Regions from separate parts of the Homo sapiens genome. Here region 1 is linked to region 2. A link is a contact called in ENCODE Hi-C or POLR2A ChIA-PET data. All regions are on one chromosome and are shown on one strand. Each heading gives the region's core, a stretch centred on a gene start or an enhancer-like site at or near the end of the contact. The rest is flanking DNA. Distances are from core to core; before and after follow the strand shown.

Region 1 (3,662 bases), core at 839-3,338, 680 kb after region 2:
AGTTGGTTACTGTAGTTGGGAGCGTTGTTAGTGATATCTCCTCCCATGCTCGGGTCCATCTTCCAGCTGTGATTGCTTTTTGAGGATGCAGCAGCACCTGCGGCCTCTTCCAGGCTCCCCCCACCTCCCCTCTCTCCCTCAGCTCTCGGGTTGTTTTTCTAAAGCAGCACATCAGAATCACCTGGAGGGCCTATTAAAGTACCCTCAGAGTTTCTGATCTAGGAGGTCTGGGAGGCAGCTGGAGAATTTGCATTTCTAAGTTCCCAGATGACCCTAATGCTGCTGGCCAGGGACCACACTTTGAGAACCCCTGATCTTAGCCACAGCTCTGATAAAGTCTCACGAAACCTCTCAACCCTCCCCATAGCTTGCTGAATAAAGGCCTAAGCCTGGGTTGAAGCCCCTCTTTATCTAGCCCCCTTCCCCACCGCAGCAGGCCCCACCCCAACAGGGTGCCCCGCGTCCCCAGGGGATACCTTGCTCTCTCCTACCTCTGTGTCTTTGCTCAAGCTGTTCCTGGCCTGGACTCTGCAGCCCCCTCCACCCATGTGAATCCTCTTATCTGTGAAGCGCACTCAAAGGCTACTTCCTCTGGAGGCCTGCCTGGGCCCCCATCCCTCGGAACACAGGACTCCTTCCTCAGCTCCCAGCTTAGCGCCTATTTCATCCTTGTCACTGCACTGTGGATTCCTTGAGGACATGAACTATCTTTTCCCATCTTTGTCTCTATATTTGCTAAATAGATATGACCCCAGAAGACAGAACCAGGACAATGGATGGATCTGCGGGGAGGCAAACTTGAGCTTAACCTGAGAAAGAACTTGTAACAACCTGAACAGTTTGACACCAGCCCTTAAGGGTCCTGCCAAGAGATCCTGAGCTCCCTGTCGCCCCTGGGCATCTTCAGTGGTGTTGGACGAGCATCTACAAAGTCTCTGAAACCCCTGCTTAGACCAAGTACTGACTACCTCAATGTCCCTCCTGGGGCCCTCTCTCCCCAGGAGAACCTGACACCCCCCCATCAAACCCGCTGCCCAGCATGCCAGACCCACAAGGCCCCACAGGCTGGCTGGACCTTACTGGAGACCAGTGGTCACAGCAAGTGTGACATTTTGTCAGTGGCCTTCACTGTCTGAATACAAGGAGTGACCAGTGGTGACACCCTCCTGCTCCAGGCCAGCCTCCCTGCCTTCCTCTGATCACCGCCTCCCCCGAAGGACCAACCCCACCTCGATGTACTCACATCGCCTTTCCTTACCTCATCCATATCTCACGTGGCCAGGGGAAGCAGCTCATCTATGGGCAAGCTGAATATCCACAGGTGCGCTCCCAGCTCGGGCTCCTTAGGAACAGGAATATCCTCCTGCAGAATATTCTCCAGTGCCTTCCCCATGCTGGGTGCATGTAAATGCTCAGATGTTCATTTCCTGATGTGCGTTTCCCATCGATGTCCTGCTGGAACCCTTCCCTCACAAGTGGTGCTCTCCCAGGTGTGCTCCAGCGGGCAAATGCCCTCCTCACCCCTCCCCATCTGATATTAGGAAAGAACCTGTGAAACCCATTCCAACCAAGAAGCCTGGGACTGAGGCTTTCTGCCCCTGCCATCCCTGGGGAAACGTTACTGTTTAAATCCGATAAGCGTGAAAGCCTCGCTTGATTGCATGGCAGCTAAGCATACTATGTGTAGTGGTGTTTATTTGCTGATTGGTTGATTTGGAGAGGAAGGAGAAGGATTTTCCAGAGTCTAGACTCTTATGGCTTTGTGGGGCTTTCCAGGGTCAGCATCGATTGTGAAAGTTTGGTGAGCTTGGCAGTTTGTATCATTTAAGAAAATCTGCCCGGGCTTCCTCCCCCACCAGGAAGTGTCCCATCAGTTCCAAAGCCCTCAGCTTAGTTATTGGAAAGGCCTGAGAAAGCCACGACCCAGCGGACCCAGCTGGGGAACACCTGGGTCTCAGTTCACCTTCTGCCAACCTCTAGGTCTTACGAGCATTCCTGTTTCCTCTCCTTCCCTGGGCTACTTGAGGTCATGACCTTCTGAAAGAATGCAGGGTCAGCCAGCCTGGCTGAAATTTCCCCTCCGTGGGTGTGAAAGGCGATATGTCCAACTGTGAACACACAGGGCCCACATCCTTATGACTCAGCAGATGCGGCTGTCCTCAACCACATCGCCCAGAATGTCACTCTGACCTGCCTCAGAGGTCTGACAGCAGAATAGATTCTGCAAAGCCTGGGCCCAGGAGGCGCTTTCTCCATGAGTCCTTTTGGACAACACACATTCACCCAGACACACACTCAGATGCACACACACACACACAGACACATCCACTACAGAGACAGATGTGCACACACTGATACCCAAACGTACCCCAAACGCAGACACGCGGACATGCACAGACACCCAACACACACATGCACACACAGGCCCCCGGACAGTCAGATACACACACAAAGACATCCACACACACAAACACCCAGACACATCCACACACGTCCACACACCCCACAGAGACATGTCCACAACGGGTGCCTAGGTATGCCCAGAAACACACAGTTACCCGAATACAGCCAGACACACACACACACACACACACACACACACACACACACACACACACAGACTCCTCCAGAGGACTCAGGAAGAATCAGATCTGTCCCGTATGCCTGACCTTGAATGCCTCTGCCAACCCCAACAGATGGCCACTGGCTCTCCGACAGGGCCCTCTGGTCTCTGACCAAGAACCAGGGTCACAATGGACAGAGAAGGGGAAAATGGTAGAACTACTAATTCACCACCGTGCAGTTAACCCGCAGAAGTCTCATTCTTTCATTTAATTGGTAGCTTTCCAAAGTTCAGCCACGAGAAGGCGTAAGGACAAGCAATCAGAATACTAACCCATAACTTCCTGTCCCTTCTCTTAGCACCCATCCTTTAAGGCCAAATTAAAGTCCACCTTGTTCATATAGTCCTCCAGATTCCCAGAGTTAGAAACCGCAGCTTCTCCCATGCGCCCCTCATGTCATGCTTCTTGGTCTCTTTTTTTTTTTGAGATGGAGTTTCACTATTGTTTCCCAGGCTGGAGTGCAATGGTGCCATGTTGGCTCACTGCAACCTCTGCCTCCCGGGTTCAAGCGAGTCACCTGCCTCAGCTTCCCAAGTAGCTGGGATTACAGTGCCCACCAGCATGCCCAGCTAATTTTTGTATTTTTATTAGAAACAGGGTTTCACCATATTGGCCAGGCTGGTCTCGAACTCCCGACCTCAGGTGATCCACCTGCCTCAGCCTCCCAAAGTGATGGGATTACAGGTGTGAGCCACCGCGCCTGGCCCACCATTGATTTTTTTTTTTAAAGACGAATTGAGTACCAACTGCTCTGTTCACAGCTTTCTTTTCCTTTTTGTCTTTCTTTAAGAGACAGGTCTCACTGCAGTGACTATTCACAGATACAATCATAGTTTGCAATGTAGCCTCCAACTCCTGGACCCAAGCAGTCCTCTCGCCTCAGCCTCCCAAGTGGCTGGGACTACAGGTGCACCACTGTCCCCAGCTGACAGCTTTAAGGTGAGTGCAGTGGCTGTGTCAGTCCATGCCTGCCAAAGGAATCAGTGGAGACAAAAAGAAGGAGCAAATTCAAACTTTCCTCCTTTTGCCCTCTCTCCT
Region 2 (3,691 bases), core at 677-3,176:
AGCTGCAGCTGTGGGCAAGGCCCATTCTTGGCCTTTTTTTTACTAGGCTGTAGGCTGGTTTTTATTGAGTGGCTGGTATGCAAATAAAAGATGAGAAATGTAATTGTCTTCTGAAGAGAACAAAGAGAAATTTAATTGTCTCTCGTTAACATCACACCACAGGCATTTTCTATCAGCATACTCGAGATACTGTGTGGTGTGGTTCTAATTAACTTTGAAGAGCCAGAGCTCAACTCAACCTGAGGAAACCACTTTTGCCAAAAGATACCACTACACAAGGGACCCATCAGAGCTCTTGCAATATCAAAAGATAAACAGCAGGGAAAGAATTTGGGGAAGGATCCTATGGTTGGTTTGAGATGTGCGTCTTATCTGCAAAAACCCAAATAAAAGTGAAAGACCAGCTCTGCTTTTATTAGCTTAAGTGTTTTGTGTTAAAATCTCTTTTGGCCTAACTTTTCTTTATTGACAAGAGAACAAATAGTAGAATATCCTTTGTAGATCGGAAGTATAGAAATTACTGAGAATACTGGGAAATGCTTCACAGATGTTCCTGAAACTACAGCCAGATTGAGTGAATTCTTGTCCCTTTCTGAGTTGGGAGGTTGGGAGATTATTGTCTCACGTACTGTGATATTATAACTGTGTTCTACCCCAGACTATATGTGTTCACCATCTCTCTCATTGAGATTCTGGTTTAACCCTATTATATCCTTAACTTTGATGGCCATTAGAATAGGAAAGAATGTTTACGCAAGACTTTAGAGAGAGCCATAGTTTGATATTTCCTTTATAAAGCTTCCTGATACTGTGTTTAGTATTTACTTTCTTTAAATGTATCTTCTTAAAAGTACAGGTAGTGTGGTAGAGTTCAAAATTAACTTCCAGTTAAATCCAGTCATAGTTTTGGTGGATTTTTTTTGCCAAGCACCGCATTTTTCTTAGTATTGTCATATATTGACTGACACTAGTCAATTGCAACTAGTGACTGGTCATGATAGATATTGATAGACATCTCATAACTGTCATGGCTGAAGGGGAGTTGCCCCTAGTTGATCATTCAACAACATGAAGAGCCCTGTGTTTTTTTCTTTTTTTTAGAGACAGGATTTCACTCTGTCATTTAGGCTGGAGTGCAGTGGCGCAATCATGGCTCACTGCAGCCTCAACTTCCCAGGCTCAGGTGATTCTCCCACCTCAGCTTCCCAAGTAGCTGGGACTACAGGTGTGTCCCACCATGCCCAGCTCATTTTATTTAATTTTTTAAGAGAGGGAGTCTCTCTATGTTGCCTGGGCTGGTCTTGAACTCCTGGGCTCAAGCAGTCCTCCTGCCTCAGCATCCCAAAGCGCTGGGATTACAGTCATGAGCCACAGTGCCTGGCCTAAAAGCCCCATCTTCCTACACAGTGCGTTGTAGTCTTTCCTCCTGAATTGATGTAGAGGCATCCTTGATGTATAACAAGCAGAGCATGCTGAACTAGTTCGCAGCAAAAAACAAACAACGAAAACTTGATATCCAGGTTGTTCTTGGATAGGTCACCATGTTTATCATTTTTAAACATCCGGGGTTGTGAGATAAAGTTGTTAAGGGAGGGATTGCACCAGCACATTTTTCTGTTTCAGTTCATGTTCATCTGACTCATATTTATTCTAGTCTAACCTCATTTTGCGTGAAAATTTTTGTACTAGAAAATGTCACTTTCAATTAGGGGAGGGGAAATTCTGATTGGGGATCAGAAGAGTCAAGATGTATTAGTGATAATTTGGCATCACTTTTGATTCAAGGTAAAAACACAGAATCCCTAAAAATGTAGTAAAGTAAAAAGTGATTCATATAACTAGATAGGGGAAAGGAAATGTCACTGCTGAGCTTTACTGTGGGAAGAGGGGGAGGTGAAGGAAATTATTACAAAATTTTTGTACGTGATGAGGAGACAGCCTCTGGACTTCCCCAAATATTTCCGTATTCCCTAAAACAGCTCTAGTGAATTGCTTCATGATTGGTGTATGAATAGAAAGACACTAGAACTCTTAAACTTGATCTTGAAAGGCCCGTCTTTGTATATAATCATCCACAGATGTCCGTATGTGATTATATATTCCCATAGTGAGGCAATGATAAATGTAAATGAGAACCATGATATAATTTTGCCTTGCTTGCATGCACATTTTCAGAATAGAATTAAAAGCACATGCCACTGTCAGTAGTTAACTATGAGGTTTGTCTTAGTTTTTTATAAGGCTTTGGCAGAGGCCTAAAGCATGTTTTAGTGTCTAAGTCTTCCCTCCCTCCCTCTCTTCCTCCCTTCTTTCCTCCCTTCCTTCCCTCTTTGGAATCAAAAAGGAACTCTCTAGGTTCTGACTATTCTCTTTTCAGAACTAGGGACAATTTCAGCTTGTACACAGATTAATTTTCATTTTTTGGCTTCTCTGCTGGTACCTGAAATTGTAACTAAGTTATTACTAGATAATTCCTTTCTGACTTCTTCCTTCAAATAAAATCTGATAAGGACAAATGTCTTCTAGGTACTATTTCAGGTGGATATGTTTGGAGGGGGACGTGGGGCAAAGCAGAGGATAGGCTAGGGGTGCTGTTATAATGTAACTTAGGTCAGTTGATTGGTGCTTAGTAAATCATGGTTTTCTGTATAGTGCCAAATGCTCAGAAAATCTGTACTGGATAAAGAATTTCTTGTTCAAGTCTATTTAGTTACTGTACTTATGCCTAAAACTGGAATGTGCTCCTCTTTTAAATTCAGTAGGCTGTGCATTTATGACTATAGATGATACCACTTTCATTTTTAAAATAATGATAAAAGCTTAAGTTGTAAATTTAAGTTGTAATATGGACACTTAAAAAAAAACCCAAAACAAAACAATCTTCCTTCTGGTTATGGGGAATTCCTACATGAGTTCTTTCCAACTGCTTTTGTTTATATGAGTGTTGAAACTTAAAATGAGTAAATTCTGTCTTCCAAATAATTTTCTACATTTTCCATTTATTTCCATCGCTTATATCTGCTCTCAAGAACAAAACAAAAGTGGTTTCCAGGCCAGGCGCGGTGGCTCACGCCTGTAATCCCAGCACTTTGGGAGGCAGAGGCGGGCAGATCACGAGGTCAGGAGTTCGAGACCAGCCTGGGCAACATGGTGAAACCCCTACTCTAATAAAAATACAAAAATTAGCTGGGCGTTGTGGCATGTGTCTGTAATCCCAGCTACTCGGGAGGCTGAGGCAGGAGAATTGCTTGAACCTGGGAGGTGGAGGTTGTGGTGAGCCAAGATTGTGCCACTGCACTCCAGCCTGGGTGACAGAGCGAGACTCTGTCTCAGGGGAAAAAAAAAAGTGGTTTCGTTTGCTATACCAACGTGTAAAATGTAGAAATTTCCAGTGTTTAAAAATTCTGATTGGCTATTCCTTTCAAGGTATTACAGTGTGGGAGGTAAAGGATCTAATGTAGTTATCTAGGAGTTTAAGTTTGAAAAAGAATTCAACAGTGTTGAATTCCTTGGAAATGGGTACGCTCAGTTTCTTTCTTTTTTTTTTTTTTTTTTTTTTTGAGACGGAGTCTCACTCTGCTACCCATGCTGGAGTGCAGGGCCATGATCTCGGCTCACTGTAGCCTCCGCCTCCCAGGTTGCAGCGATTCTCCTGCCTCAGCCTCCCGGGTAGCTGGGATTACAGGCAGGT

The links. Hi-C counts contacts between places; a loop is a spot of excess contacts on that map. ChIA-PET counts read pairs that join two places held with the same protein, here RNA polymerase II (POLR2A). Pooled maps may share reads with other maps.
Region 1: a map with no recorded cell type shows a loop between it and region 2 (3-fold over the local background). The contact joins two enhancer-like sites. A Hi-C loop is called at or near these places in 1 of 37 single-sample maps with no recorded cell type and 1 of 50 pooled maps. POLR2A ChIA-PET finds 5 or more read pairs at or near these places in 1 of 52 experiments (CD8-positive, alpha-beta T cell).

The regions. Positions count from the first base shown.
Region 1 is chr15:63,894,848-63,898,509 of GRCh38, forward strand. No RefSeq gene overlaps it. Among named protein-coding and RNA genes, the nearest start is that of MIR422A, 26 kb to the left of the region's middle. RefSeq lists enhancers at 1,962-2,011, 2,212-2,261. Within about 2 kb of position 2,089, at least 11 of the 41 ENCODE cell types and tissues checked have a DNase peak (open chromatin) inside an H3K27ac peak, as active enhancers do.
Region 2 is chr15:63,210,750-63,214,440 of GRCh38, forward strand. The region is part of intron 1 of RAB8B (RAB8B, member RAS oncogene family); the gene reads left to right. Among named protein-coding and RNA genes, the nearest start is that of RAB8B, 23 kb to the left of the region's middle. RefSeq lists an enhancer at 1-443. Within about 2 kb of position 1,927, at least 13 of the 41 ENCODE cell types and tissues checked have a DNase peak (open chromatin) inside an H3K27ac peak, as active enhancers do.